Linked DNA regions of Mus musculus: region 2 is linked to region 1. A link is a loop called in an ENCODE intact Hi-C map of the cell type or tissue named here. Cell type or tissue: left cerebral cortex. All regions are shown on one strand.

What was found. Hi-C counts contacts between places; a loop is a spot of excess contacts. Peaks named below come from ENCODE experiments on the same cell type or tissue, not always from the same donor. Only the 100,000 strongest peaks of a DNase experiment are listed, where the experiment ranks them.
Region 2: it touches region 1 in a loop (2.2-fold over the local background); 2 of 42 quality-filtered maps call a loop at or near these places.

What each region holds. Positions count from the first base shown.
Region 1 is chr2:136,613,062-136,621,061 of GRCm38, reverse strand. All of the region lies in intron 2 of Gm32659 (a long non-coding RNA gene), which reads left to right. Among named protein-coding and RNA genes, the nearest start is that of Ankef1, 85 kb to the right of the region's middle. In left cerebral cortex, no CTCF peak of the experiment used is centred here; DNase peaks (open chromatin) are centred at 3,668 and 4,638.
Region 2 is chr2:136,666,320-136,674,319 of GRCm38, reverse strand. The region is part of intron 2 of Gm32659 (a long non-coding RNA gene); the gene reads left to right. Among named protein-coding and RNA genes, the nearest start is that of Snap25, 43 kb to the left of the region's middle. In left cerebral cortex, a CTCF peak has its summit at 3,565; DNase peaks (open chromatin) are centred at 34, 3,723, 4,970 and 7,248; H3K27ac peaks cover 4,044 bases.

The DNA of each region.
Region 1 (8,000 bases):
GGCTGATGCATTGTTTATAATATTCCATTATGGGGAGCACAGGCTGCCTGATGCCAGCTTTTCTGTAGGTGTGTCTGTCAACTTTTTATTCATTTATTCCTAAGGGACAGATAGCAGTAGAACAGATAGAACATAGTGCCAGTTCAAGCAAATATTAAGGTCCCGATGATCCCAGCCTTATCACAGTGAATAACACAAAACAACTCCCTTATAAGGTTTATCCACACAGGGCATGGGAAAATAATGAGTGCCAATGAATATGTTCTACAGTAGCAGAGTGATACACACTGAGATCAGAAAGAAAGCAGAGCAAGGTGGAGGTGAAAGAGGTACCTAGTATATTAGATAAAGCACTGGGATTTTGGAAGCACTGGGATTTAGGTCCTATCTACTGTGCCGGAATGAGCTACACAAAAATCTATAGGAACAATGTATAAGACACAGGAAGGAGCATGAGCATAGCCAGAGATCCATCAGGGCACACCAAATCACAGAGAGACAAAGGACAGAACGACCTGCAATAGCACACGCCCACTCCGTGTTGAGCCATCAATTGTGAGCTCTGACTAGAAGGAAATGACTCAGTTACTTAAACAGAATTACCTCAGAAATACCTCAGAGCAGGCACACTGATCAAACATTGAAAATATAGGTAAATACCCTTGACCTTAGTTAAAACTGAGCTGAGAAAGCCCTGTCAAGTTCTATGAAGAGACATGGAGGCCCAGAATTAGGAGTCTGCCATGTTTGAGCTGGGGAAGCATGTGTTTTTAGAGGCAAGGGTCAGGTTGTTATTTTCTATAAGATGAAGATGGAGAGGGACTGTTTCTTGACTTAGGTTGCTTTTGTGATAATATGCTGCAAGACTGGATTAATGTGCCATCAACAGAAGTACTGAGTACTTTAGATAAGCTACTTACAACAGTCTAATGTCGCCAGGACACTAATGTAAGGTTTAAAAACATAGTGTTTGCAGATAGAATTAAATGCACATGCACATGTATACACACACACACACACACACACACACACACACACACACACACACGGGGAGAGAGAAGGGGAAGGGGGAGGGTGAGGGTAGTGGGAGGGGGAGAGGGAAAGGGAGGCATAGGAGGTGGTTCAACACAGTCCACTCTGTTCTAGTTTGAAACGGACATGTGCAAATAACCAGTTCTCTAAGTATATCATGCTACCTTGGGTCCCTAATAAATGGATGCTTCAGCATTATTTATTTGAAATTCCTAACTCTAACGTGGTGTCAAGATCTTCTCTTTGACTGCTGTAATTGTTCCAGGGTTTGGTAACTCTATGAAGTAATTTTAACGAAGGTTTGTGCTCTCTATGATCTGCACAATGGTTGTTATGGTTAAAGATCAGATTGAACATTTGTTTTTGGTTTTGTTTTATTTTGTTTTGTTTGTGAGTTCTACTCATTTCTATGCAATATCCTGTCTACATTCACAATCCGACTCTCTGACTTTTCTTTGGGTGTACTGTCTCCTTCTTGGGTGAACATTTCTCTGTTCCTTTTATTTCTGTCTTAATTCTGTCTACACTGTCTCCTCCAGGGTATTCATCAGACAGGTGTACTTCTTGGACATATCAGAAATAGAACAGAGAGGTTTTCTACATATCACCAATCTTTGGAACCAGACCTGCTTTTTCTTGGTTTCTTCTACCCCTGTGGCTACTCTAAATCTCTTATGTTTTTCAGTCTGGAGACAATGCTCAGCCCATCTTGGGGCGCTGGTATTCTTCAACCTATCTGTTTGGCTCCTGGTCCACTTCTCCTTTTTTTTTTTTTTTTTTTTCTGGGCACACAACTAGACTACATTGTTTAGACTCTTCTCTACCTAGTTGTGGCTCTGTGACTATTCAGTAGAATATGCCACATACAACTTCTCATGAGCTTTCTTCTGTTTCTTTCTTTCACTACATATCTACCTAATGGATAGGATTTTAATGAACTATAATAGGATGTCAGAGACAAACAGACCTACATCTTTCCATCCAAAAGAATTTTCATTGGATGGAATGTGAATTAGAACTAATGTTTAATAATGCCACAATGCAGAGATTGCTTATTGTCAGTCTCACAGCAATTATGTATTAGGTACCATTCTTTGACAGGAGAAATTTGATGCAAGAGATCTTAAATCTCTTGCTTCTTTGGATCATTCAGCAATGAAGCAGTTTTCACAAATAGGACCCAAAACTGTCACCCTCATAGGATAGTTAACCTTTGTGCCATAAAATGTGGTTTGAAACACCATACCCTAAATGAGCAAGCAGGAGTGACAATGGGGAGCATATTTTTCTCAGGCCCTCTGCATGGCTTCCTTTGAATACTTTTTAGTTTATGATAAGATTGGTTAGAGAGTTTTATTGGGGTTGTTACAATAAGGGGTTTAACATCAGATGATATGAGCCTTGGAATAAGGAAACAACAGAAAGAGATGGTAGAGGTTTTGCCAAGAGATTGTTGGAGGTAGCAGCAAGTAGTTGGATCAAATGTCTGCCTTCCAGGCTGTCAAAGTTGGTAGAACAGGTTCATTGCTCACTTTTGCCGTAGCTCCCTAAGGCATAGTGGTACAAAGGAGCTGAAAGATGTGGAGAAGTGTTGTGTACACAGACAGGCTGGGAAAAGAGATTAAAATGGAAGCTTCATTGAGCCCTGGGGACTAGCAGTGCCCTGAGGTTTGTGGGCACATACCCAGATGCTACTCAAGCAGGGAGTTTTATCCCCATGGAATAAACCAGCTGCTGTTTTATTTCCTTGTTGACTTTTGTGCTGCACCTGGGGAGTCTTGGTAACTGTCAACAAAGATTTAGAAGACTAATAAAGGGCTAGGCGCCCATGTGGTTGATCCTGCCTGTATGTAAAGATAAAGTATCTGGGGTTGGATAGCTTGAGTGAGGGACTCCAGCAGAGTCCAGAATCAGGGGGTGGGATTAGCAAAAAAGGGAATTTGAATGCTGATTTTCTCCCCCACCTCATACTCTGTGTTTAGAACCCGGGGTTTTGATGGTAGTAGATATTTGAGTGAGTCTTCATTTCTGAAGGCTGATGGAGGACCTCAAAGGGACCTAAGTTGATGCCTAGATCACAATTCCTACATTTCCCCCATCCAAACCTATAGCAATGATTAACTGATAGAGTCAAAGTGACACCTCCTTTGCCTTGAGGTGTGCACCACAGGGGTGACATTGTGATTAATGATTTATACTGTCGTGTCTTTTCTGGATGAGACCAAGTTTAGATTTTCCCTGGGCACACATATTCACATGACTCTTGCCCTACACTTCCTATTTTTCCTCCCCTTCTCCCTCTATTAAATGTGCTTTAAGTTCCCTTTCTCAATAAATCATGTGTTTCAGATTTTCCCTGTCTTGGGCTCTAATTCTGGGAAATATGTTTCAGCTGACAGAGGGAAGGCATGATTTCGAAGCCTAAGAAATTTGAATTCAGGGAAGAATCCTCGTCTCTGTCTTTGGGGAAAATGGCAGGTTTGGGAGGCTGGGAATATGTTGAGTATCAGGTATTATCTGCAGGGGAAATAAGCAGGCTAAGGATAGGCATTAGTGCCTTAAGCTCTCATCTAATCAGGGCAGAGGTGGAGAAGAACAAGGTTCTCCAGCGCTAGAACCAGGGCCAGCAAATCTAGTTCAGAAAGGATTGTGATTTTTTTTTCTACCTAGGAGGTCTGAGCTCATGTCTGACTCACCTGATCTTTCATCTGTTTGTGGTAAGGCTTACGCAGTTATTAGTCATGAGAGTCTAAGGATGTTAATCTTCAGAGTAGAACTTTGATTTTTTTCTTTTTTTTTTCCTGCAAAATAGCATGCAGCATGCACTGAAGAAATTGCAAGTATTTTACTATATGATTATCCTTGTAAATCACAGTAGGCAATGGGATTTTTTTCCCTTATTTAGGTTGGCCTTCAATTTCTATATAAAACCCAACAAAGAAGGATACAAGCTAAAGGCTAAAAATTGGATAAATTATGGGAAAGAGGGGTGGATGGGTGATATTACACACACATATGCATATGATAAATCATTAGAGTGTGGTGGTGCAAGCCCATAAACTTGAAGTTAGCTCAACTATCTAATGTTTACAGAATAAAATCCCACTATAGAAAAACAAGCAAAAAGGTAATAAGAAAAATGCCCCAAACCAATTGGGAAATCTAAGCAGTTGCTTGCATGATGACCTATGGCCCAGAGAAAGTTTTCTTTGCATGTTAGGTGCCAAGATGGGATGGAAGACTGTCTTGATAGAGGGTGAAAAAGGATAAAAGTGGAGGAGGGGCAAGGAGGAGAAGGAGGAAAAGTAGAGGAGGAACAGGAAGAAAAGGAAGAGGAGGGGGAGAAAGAATGAAAGAGAAATAGCACCTTAAAGAACTGTAAACTAAGAATTTTCTGGAGTTGCCTAATGTTGATCTCAATAAGTTTCTGCTGAGGACAGAAAGCTGTGCTGTTCAGTTAAAATTTTACCCAAAGTCTACTTCTGTAGTAGGTTTATTTCTACCTTGCTTGCAGACATTCTATACATACAATTTCCAGTGCCCAGTAAAATTGGAAGTCTCCAAAGATAGAATAGAAAAAACATCTCAGCCACCAAACTATGTTTTCCCTAGCTCCATGTCCTACTTTCTTTGTTCTTTTAAATTCATGTTAGTGTGGTCCAGATGCTCCTGTGTGACAAAAGCTTTTCCTAGGGAGATGCTGCACGTCTACTCACTGCAGACTGAAGTATGGATGCCATCAAAGTTCATCTTGGTGAATGACAACTTTTATTTGGGTTATTTATAGGAGTATGGGTAAGAGGTTAATTACAGGATCAGAAGACTAAAAAACAGTTACACCACCAAAGCCCACCCTAGCACGGGTAACAGCAAATAAATGCTTGGAAACCCGGAACATATTGCTCCACCTGTAGGCAGCTCAATAGGTTGTAGAATGTCCTTTTCAAGTGACTCTGACCTAAAATTCTTCCAGGCAGGTCAGTTGATTTCTGCTTCTCTCGCTGGCAGCTGGTCTGGCCTGAGTCTTTTTTGTAACTCAGCCATGTTCTTTTGCGAAGAACTCTCTGCTTTTATAGCTTACTCTGGCAAAAAGGGGCAACCAATGAGTCTGGTCAGTTTCAGGAACTTCCTGAAGCCATTTTGAGCTGATGGAGGAAGGAGCTCCTTGTTGGAGGAGCATCCTGAAGGATGGAATGTTTCTGTCTCAGAGGAAACTTACATAACAGATACAAATCTCTCAAGTTAAGAGCTCAGGTATAGCTGGAGCTATTGAGAATATATTCTTGGGAGAAATTAGGCATAGAGCACAGAAAAATAAATCCCCAGCAGAATTTCAACCTCAGCCAGGTGTCCAGGCAAACTTGGAAGTGAAGATTACAGGTAAAGAATCTGACATTTCATTTTTCCCACACCGCCCAGTCCACAAACAAAGACCACTTGAGCACTCTTCCAGACTGTGTGGATTTCTGAAACTGATTTTAATATATATCTAGTTTGTCCTGTTGCTTGTGGCAAGACTGACCATCATTTCCAAGCTCCTTTGACTAACCCCATGTAAAAGAATGTAGTAGAATGATTCCCTAAGTAAGGGTGAGAGAGATGAAAGGAGGACAGGGTTCTTGTTTCTTTAAGCCATACCCGTGCCACCTCACTTCCTACTATAGGCACTATCTACTAAAAGTTTAACATCATCTCTCAGTAGTGTCATAGACTCATGACCACACCCTTAGGATATGGAGTTTGAAGAACAGTTCAGTTCCAAATCACAATAAAGATATAAAGGGTAAGAACTTTGAACACCCCAGGGGATCAAGAGTGCTTCTTCAAATAGAATCAAAGATGGATAATTAGCAGCAAGATACACAAAGACATGGAAAAGCTTATTGAAAAGGCAACTGGGACCCACAAAATGTGAACATGATGATAATATAGACATGTCTCATTAGCACTACCCCATGGGCCTAAAAATGCCTGGCCATGTCTACAAATGCAAAACCTCTCCTTTCTAGCTTATTGTAAGATGGTATAGGCATGGGGGTTAGTCATAGGAGCTGGAAATTTTCATCCTGTATCTGACTCAGACAAACTTTGTGACCCTGGGTAAAATCAGTGTACATCTTTGCAACCTGTTTTTAGCTATAAATAGCTTTAATGTTTGTGTGCTTTTAGACTAGAAATGGATGTTTTCTTCTGACTACATTGGCTTTTCATGTAGATATTTTCAAACCTTGAATGGGATGGTAGACTTTTCAATTTTATCTCATAATTTTGTAAGGTTTTCTTTATATTTCAAGTCAGAGTGTTAGCCATTCAAATAAAGGACTGTTCTTTTCATTACTACATAAAGTTTCTTTTTATGTTGTTTGGCTTGAATTCAATGTCATTGAATATTTAAATTATCATGTTAATATAGGGGATTTTTGGAAGGGAAACTAGGAAAGGGGATAACATTTGAAATGTAAATAAAGAAAATATCTTAAAAAAAGACTAACTTTCATTTTCCATTTCCTTAGTTTCAACCTTTTTGAGTCATATTTTAGGTACAGCCATTGGAAAACGTATTAGTATGTTGAAAAATCTAGGCTGGTAATCTTCCTAGAGGAATGGTCAAAACTTTTATATTTATTTTGATTATTCTTTTATTTGGGTTTATTTTATGTTACATGTTTTCATTTTCTTTATTTAGCTCCCTCCTCCTCCTCTTCCTCCTCCCTTTACTCTTCTTCCTCCTCTTCCTTTTGTCTTCCTGTCTGGAAGTTTCAAATTTTAATGTTTTCCTAAGCATACAAATTCTTAAAATTGATTTAATATATTTGGCTTCCTCCCAAGTAACTCAAAATCACACTACCCTATATAAGTCACAGGACACTTCCTTTATCTGTATACTTAAATTGATACCAATATATTTGAATTCTATTTTCTTATGGAAGAAGATAGAATAGCTAACAGTAAATCAAATTTATCAATAGTCAGCAGTAAATAAATAGCCAGCAATAAATCAAGCTCATTTGTCCATTATCTCAATTCTGGATGAATGATTTTAATTTCTTCTTGCTATTTAACTATTGCTCTTAGGATATTTTTTTTCTGTCAGACTCTTTTCATTTAATGAAGTTCTGTCCGAATTACTATTGTGTTGCTTCCTTTAATTCATTTCAGTGTATTCATTCTGTCACTATGCCCAACCTCCTTTCTCGATCTGTTTTAGTATTTTTTACTGAATAGTGTCTCTGGCTAGCTGTGTGTCAATGATTCTTATTATCTACCTTTATGTCTACCAATATTTAATTTATTCTTCCACTCCTTTGGAAGAACATTAGTACAAAAACAGGTTTTATATGGGTATCTTAGCTTTCCCAATCTGAATTTATACTGGAGTTTCCCAGGTTAATCTACTAGCAGCTAAGACTCAGTCCAGGGTGAGAGATTTCTTTCTTTCTTTAGATTCCATGCTCTCTGATCTGGTTTTAAGTAAATAACTGTTAAGTCTTCAGCCAGGGTATATGAGTACCCTGTAATGGCTAAGAGAACTTCAGTTGTGCTTTGGTGTCAACAATGAGTGAGTCTCTTCCTTCTCCTGCATACATGAAGTTTTCTTACCCTAGAAGAACCTGACAATTTGCATTTGCTTCGGTTTCTGGAACTGACTCCACCAACTAGTCTTGCGCGCGCTCGACTGGCCAGGAAGAACGACGCTGCAACAGGATCCTTCTGCACACGTTTATTGGGAGAGCTTGATTGTAGAGGCGAAAAGACCCCGAGCCCAGAACTGGTGCTGCTTTTATAGGCCTAGGAGAGGCGTGTCTCACACCCGGATTGGTTATGCACTAAGCCTCATTTGCATGTTCCTCATCTGATTGGCTACTCTCTCTCAGTACCTTACAGAACCTCATTATCATACCTCATTTGCATGTCTCACATCTGATTGGTTATACTCTCAGTACCTTACAGAACCTCATTATCATACC
Region 2 (8,000 bases), 53 kb before region 1:
GAAGTGCCATCTGTTCCATCTCTTGGAGAGAGTCAGTTTCTAAGTGTGTACCATCCAATCTCATTCAGGAGGTAGCCCGGGGAGTCCATATGGCTTTTGGCAATTTCCCGACTACACCAGAACACAGGTTAAGGCCCAGAAGTGACCCAGGATAAGCATCAAGCCAAATGGACTGCAGTATAATTTGACTTTTCAGCCTGAGAAGGAATGACCAGGCATGGATGTTTTTGCAAAGTGCAAGTGATAAAATTCATTATATGGAAGTATTTTTTTTCCCAGTTCAACTATACAGGCAAGGCCAGTGGTATACCCTTAGGTTTTCTAAAAAGAAACATATCCATTATGTATGAATTACAGAGTATGCTTAAAATAAAATAGAATTCTTGAAAAATAAAGCCAGTATTAGTGAGAGTAGTATGAAGGGACTATAGAATAAAGAGTGTTGATGTCAAGCTCTGACTTTGTCTAGAATTAGGTATGAACTCTTAAGTCCAACATTTAATGATCTTTGCCTATTTCCTCATCTGTGACAGAATGAATATATCAGATACTACTGAAATTCTGCCCCATTTCACCATCTAAGACTTTTGTGCCTTCTCTACTCACATTACTAAAATAAAGAGGTAGAACCATCAATTCTAGATGCTATTCTACAATTATAATCTCTAACACGAGTACAATGGCATTGCCCTGTTAGCCATGCCTGCTCTGGGAAAAGAACTTAGGCACTATAAAATGGAAAGGAATGCAGTAAGACTTGGACCTTTAACTTCTGATATTTAAGTGCATACTTCACTTAAAATGTCCAAATATGAACTGGGGGTACGGGTTAGTGGTTAAGAGTGCTTCTGGGCAAGCATGAGGACCTGATTTTGAGTCCACAGGATTCTGATGCTGGCCATTGCCGCCCATGCCTAATACATCTTCAGTACTATGGGAGATAGAGACAGGAAAATCAATGGTTTACTGACCATGATTAACCAGAGTTTCGGGGATAGATTTTGTCTCAAGGGAATAACATGGGAATGATATGATTCACCTCTGGTCTCTGACAAGGTTACATGTAGAGCCACACGCCAGCACCAACACACACACACAACACACACACACACACACACACACACACACACACACACACACACACACACACACGATGGAGTAGGGGAGAGAGATTAGGAGGGAATCATCTCAAGAAAGAAAACAAACCAAGAGATTAAAACTGTCTGTCGTTAACCTTCCAGGACCACCAAATTAATAATCTTGGCTTCAGCGAAATTCTTTTAGTGGATCTTGACAGCTAATTTCCCCCAAGGAAGCCAGAGGGTTGATTAATGAGCATTCTTTACACATTGGCTTGCTTGTACTTTTACTTCTCTTTCTCTTATAAAACCTTCCCACCCCTGAACTGTTAGCACCAAAAGGAGAGACTATCTTAGTGGGATTTCAGTCCGTAGCTTTTTCTCTTGTTTTGTGACTTTCCTGGGAAAAAAATGAAAAACCATCTGCTCATCCCAGATAAATCATGGATGGCAAACTAAAGATACAATTCTACTAAAGTCTAACTTGACAAATCATTGGGTTTATCTGATTACTTACAGGAGTATGGATGATGGGTAACTTAGGGAAACATGGATGACTCAAAGGCAGCTGCATTATAGAAACCCGTACCTCAGTTTAGATGAGGAATTGTCACCTTGGAGCTCTTTGCATAACTTGCAGGTATCTCAACAAGTTGGAGAGTTCTCTCTTAAACATTTTATACTGCTTTAATAATCTTGGGGAAGAAAGGTCTTTGTGAATCTTGTAACTTTCACAGACTTCCTAAAACTTGTGAGTTGTATACTTGTATGTCTAAATGAGCCTTCCTCTAGGATGGAATGTTTCAAGTTGTAATTTTCTGAATCTTGTGGAACCTTCTGCCAGAATGGAAATGTTTACATTTCCAGGGTATTGTTTTACAACACATCTATGTATGTATTAGTTCACTGAATATGGACAGTGAATGGCATGTAAACAATACTTGGAAGGGGGACTTGTAAGAAATCATGAGTAGATATTCCCTTTCTTATAAAGTCCTTATAGACCCAAATAAACTATTCTCCAGGTTACCATGCTGTAATTTCCACCCACAGCGTAATGCTACTATCTTGTAATTCTGGTCAATAAGCTCTGTTGACCATCGGATCATGACAGGAACAACTAGTGGTCTATAAAGAGCTGTGTAGCTGAGCTAGGAATTTTGTAACTTTGACTTCCATTACCTTCTGCTACTGACGTTTTTATGAAGATCTAACCAATAATAAAAGTCAAGAACATTTGTAGCAGTAACTTAGTTACAATATGATGCCAACAAATCAATACGTAAGCAGAGTATTGAGACAGAAAGGAAGGCAGACAATCAGGATTAAACCATTTTGGGTCAATCATACTGAGAACCTCTAACAGTCCCAGTCAAAAACAACAACAAAAAACCCTTAAGCTTAGCCCTATCCCAAAAGAACAGAAACCTGAGCATTCATTTACCAACTCATTTCATTGGTTGAGAGTTGCCTCATACAGCTAGATAGCACCCAGCTTCTCTAGCCTTTCTGGAGTGAGACTTGGGATTCAGGTAGAATAGTACAGTGTTAAGTTCTAAAAGGACATAGGCATATATCTCATGCACTTGCTACAAACTGGCACAGAAAGAGGACCACATGCAACAGCTTCCTAAATGTCAATGAAAGAGAAACCCCAATTCAAACTTAAATGATAAATGAAGTATACTGATTCAAGACTTGTCCAAAGATTGACATGTATTCCTCCAACAGCCAGAGTAAGGCTTTGGCCAGACTTGTGTTTATTTTTCATATCCCTTCCCCTACTTACTGAGTTTTGAATCCATTCTTAGAATTTAGTTTTTAATTTTCATAGCTGAAAATAGCCCTAAATAATTGCTTTTAGGGCTGTATTTTCATGGCTTAATATTCAGTTACAAAGAAAAAGAATTGGTCACAAAGAAAAAAAATAATTGTTTTTTAAGTAGCTTAAAGAAGTATGGGAGTTAATTCTTTTGGGCCATAATTGGCTTATAGAGGGGTCATATTTCCACCTTTAACCCAAGTACAGTAGCTAGTTGACCTAAGCCTTTCAAAACTTACTTTTGGTTAGGAGGGTTGAGGTGGTGCTAATTCAAAGAACCTTGTCAAGAAATGTGAATGCTGACAGCATAGGCATAGGAAACGAGTGAGTGATCTGGAGCCCTTAAGTCCAGTATCGCTGATGTTACAGACCTTACGCACTATGCTATGACTTCAGCACGCTGATGCCAACTGAATGTTCAGGGGGCAGAGAAAGAAATTAGTTGTAGTGTGTTAAAAGGTGTGGCGTGGGGACAGGGAGGAAAACCGATAATGGAAAACTCAGTTATCCACACCCCCTCCAGGGAATGGAATTCAGACTGTTATCTTTGACAACACTAATGCTGGGTAATATTTATTTAGCTGAGCCCAATAAGCAGTGTAAAGAGTTTCATCTCTCAAACTGGCACAGCAGGGGGCCACAGCAGCCAGGCTGCTGATAATTAACAGCGAAATGCCTGGCGAGTTCTCTTCCTGAAATATCAGAAGGGATGGCTGGGACTGCTGGGTGAATTCATTTTCCTCTTGCTGGCTGGGGTAAAGAGAGAGCTGCAGCAGAAAATTACCAGGAGAGGCAGCCAGCCAAAGGAAGAGCAAATGGCTGTTCTGAGCAAGCAGCCTGAGGAGGGCAACCCGTCTCCTGCTCATGGAAGATCATATCCTCACACTTTGCACATTCAACATTCACAGTGAATTCTAATACAGGCAAAGGGGATTACGTCGTTTACAGCTCACAGGTGCCACATTTGAAACAGTAGGTGCAGAATGAGGGTATGATAAAATTCATAGGAACCACGGAGATTTTGTAATTCTTCCATCTTTACTGATGAAGAGAGAGGGACTAAGAAAAGGCATGTGATGAATACAGCTACACAATGAATTTATTATAGACTTGTCAGAAGAACCTCCTACTCCTACCTGCCAAGTCAGTGTCTACATCTTTTATCTAAAGTCTCAAAATCCCAGATGGACATAGACTTTGTCCCTCTTTTGCAGCTGAATCTTTAGATGGTATCTCTACAAGACTGTAAGAGAAAAGCCAATCCTAAACAACTCTGTCAACAAATAACTCTGCAATTCTTCTCAACTAAGAACATAGATGTTGGTAATACAAAAAGTATATAATAATTACTCAGCTTTCAAAATATACCAAAACCATGACTTCGAACATTTCTAAACATAATTATTTTTAAATTTCAGTCATCATAATAGCTTTCACATGAGTACAATTCCCAGTTAATATGACAGGAAGTTGATGTTTGCAGAGTATATGGACTTTCCCACAAATCACAAACTTAATAAATGATCGGAGGAGGATCAGATTTCACTGAACTTATCCAAAATCCCTGACTCACTTGGCCTTCCTTCTTGGCTCAGCCAGTGCTTCAGGGACTTCCTACTCGTTTTGATTTTTCCAATACAAAATTCTGAATCTTGAGAAATCAACCATAATTTTCTTTACCTCCAAAGAACATTATATGTCCCTTGTACTTTGTAGAATGAATATTAAAGACTTTAGAATTGTAAAGCATGAGGCATGTTTACATGCTAAAACACAGCTCTTCTAAATGTCATTTCAAAATCATAGCTTTACTAAGACTTGGAATTGGAATGACTTTCTCTCCCTTCCTGAAGTTCCTTGCTGTGAAGACTGCATGTTGTATGCTAGCATTAAAAGAGGGGATCTAACCCTACCCAAAGACTCCTTGCCAGATAGCCTCTCGCTTTTTCTCTCATTTCCCACCCCTGATCTGTATGACTTCCAATTCTCCTTTCTGCAATTTCTCCAGATGGTAGACATCTTTCTGCCTCCTGGCTCCCACAACTTCTTTCTGCTGAATGGAAGCCAATTCTTGCAACTCAACTTCCTCCTCAAATGGATGTGCATAGCTTCTAGAAGGACCAGGCCATCTGACACCATCGCCTGCTGTCTTCTCTCGCCAATGTCCTTGCTTGACCTAGGCTTCCCCCAATTGAGCTTGATGGAGGATGAACATGGTGGCCTTGCTTGCATCTGATTTTCTTGTTACTTAGTGTCTCATCTTAATTCTTCAGTTTCACAACTAAAATTTATTCTCCCTTAGTTTGGAGCTGTTTCTACCCTTACTATAATAGCATTACTATAACTTAAAGCAGATGGATTAGTTCTGATATTTTAAATTTCAAGCTGTTTTGGCAATTATATCATCAAGATATCAAAGATGACCAAAGAATTGCCTGTTTGTCCATAGGGATGTGGGAGGAACTGCTCAGCATAGAACATCTCACAGAAGGGCAGTTCCTGAAGCAGAGGCATGAAATATACAGACACATCTAAGGATGGAGAACCTTTTCCTAATTTTATTCCTCTTCCTTATGCTATCTCACAAGCACCTGTATTTTCTCCATAATATCTTTATTTTATATTAGTATTTTTATCTTTATCTTATTATTTAGTATTGTGTAGTCCAAACATTTCCTATATTATAAATAAAATATCGTACCTTTCCTGCCTCTAAAAAATTTTCCCTAAGGCAACTAATGATGAATTGTTAAGACATCACCTTCAGAAAACCAATATTTCTTTGGCTGGATTAAGCTTGCCACAAATTGCAGCAATTCTCCTGCATCTATCTCTCAAGTAGTTATTTATATTCAGTGTGGGTACTTCATCTGCTTTAATGTTTATATTTTAAATTTAAATTCCTTTATGTAGAGTTTTACTAAAAGATATGAATTCTCTCTTATCTCTACAGTACAATGACCAATTATTGAGCACATGATCTGCCACAATTTCCAACTGTTCATTGCCCCTCACCCACAAAGGTCCATATTTTTTACACTGTGATCAGACTGGCTGTTCTATAAAATGGCCTCAGCCATTTTATTTTCTAACCACTGCCTCCTCCAGGATAAGCTCTAGTCTCCTCACCCCTGCCCCAGTCACAGTATAGATTATTATTTTCCCATTAATCAACATTCTAGTAACTTTTTATGTACCTTATCTGTTTGCGCTTTTCCTCACGACAGTTTGGGAATGCCTTCTCTTCTTACCTACCTTGAAGAATCCTGTGCATCCTTCTCATTCTCACTAGTAACAATTTCTATGAATCCTCCTCTATTTAAGGGGCATAGAAGGCACATAAACAATCAGGACTCACGGATTCTTTCTTGATTTTCCAATTCACCCTGTATTTTATGACTTTGCTAATACTTGAGAGCATATAAACAAAACCTTAGTAATTATTTTGAAATATTTTTAGAATATGAGACATGTTATTCATTTATAAATAATAATACAATTTAAATGTACTGAGTAAACTGCTGTATGCCAGACACTGATTTGGGCACTGTATGTGAGTGCCTATAATTCACTAAAGACTCTCCTCTAATGGAACTTTCTTCATATTGGGGGAAGGAAGACTAAAGGCAAATAGAAGCTGAGAGATGCTTTCAAAATTACGGTATTGGAAAATTAGGAAATACTCTTGAAAAATGTGTTAGCTTTTGTCTAAAAGCTATAGAATTTTATTTTAAGAAAAGCAGTTTTAATGTTTGACTTCAGATCCAAGTCATATGAAAGAGATGGTCAGCTAAGTATGGAGATAGCAGATGGTTAGCAAATACAAAGGCCATGAGATGGGAGCTTTCTGAGCCTATTAGACGTTAGTGAGGATAGGGAATTCTTAAAGAAGTCAGAGGTTTCAGTAGAAGCAAGGACCTGGACTGAATCTAAATGACAGAGAGATATGTAAGTCCGCAAACTCCTTGAAAGCTGACATACCAAAGTCATCTTTCTATTCATGAGGGCTAAGGTAATGACTGGCAAAAGAAATACTGTAAAGAAAAGTTTATTTGGAGAATGTTAAGTTGCTCCACATTGTAAACCAAAAAAACCCATATACTTCCTATGTTACATAATACATGTCTGCAGACACATTTGGCTAAGGGGAAATTTAGCTATTAAATAACAACCCTTGGATTTCAATTTCCTCCAAGGACCATTGTGGGGATTTTTATAGGTTCTATAAGAGCCCTACTTACTCTCCAAGTTCCCATTCACTCTATAGTCTTCTATTCTAGCTTATCACTAAAATGGTTTATAGCTTTTGGAGTTTTACGAGCTTCAATCTGCTCTTGGCTTTTTGCCTCTGACATTCAATTTTCACACCCACTTTTATGAATTCAAGAATGGTACTAGACTGGCTTCCTTTGATAAGCTTTTTTCTTCCAATTTACTGTCAAGCCTTACATTTAAAAGGTTGTACAAAGCATCTATGTTCAACTTTCAAAGTAATTATAAAGAAAATACTTCAAATACATGCATGCATCACTACTACAGAAGTTAAGAAAACAGAAAGCTGCAGGTAAGAGGTGGCATTTTACAACTGAAATCATCCTTGGAAACAGAATAGCTATGTGTGGCCCCTTCATATGTAAAATCATCAACGCTCAGAATTAACAAATGGTATTATACAGGCCATGTGATGGTGACCAAGTGAGTTAGCATGGAGTTATTAACTCCAAACTAGGTGACCTTTCAGGGACCAGGGCCTTACTTTCTCAGTCCAGGTGGTCTGGGATCCAGGTGAATGTTTTCATGAGTTAAATTGTCCTGGGGTGGGGGCTGGGGGGTGGGGTATTGTTTGATTACCAGGCAACACTGGTAGTCTACTCTGAGGATGTGTGCTAGTCTCATATATTGCTGGCATTTTAACATACAGTACCTTTTATAAATTCACCAATTTGGCTCATATTTAGAGGTAATATTTTCTAAATATACTATTTGGGGGAGTAAATCTGTGATTAGTAGATTCAGAAATCTGTGAGTAGAAGAGGTCACCCCAATAGTTTCTAATTATTGGGGGATTGGAGCATTGTACAAACACTGGATCCTTTCCT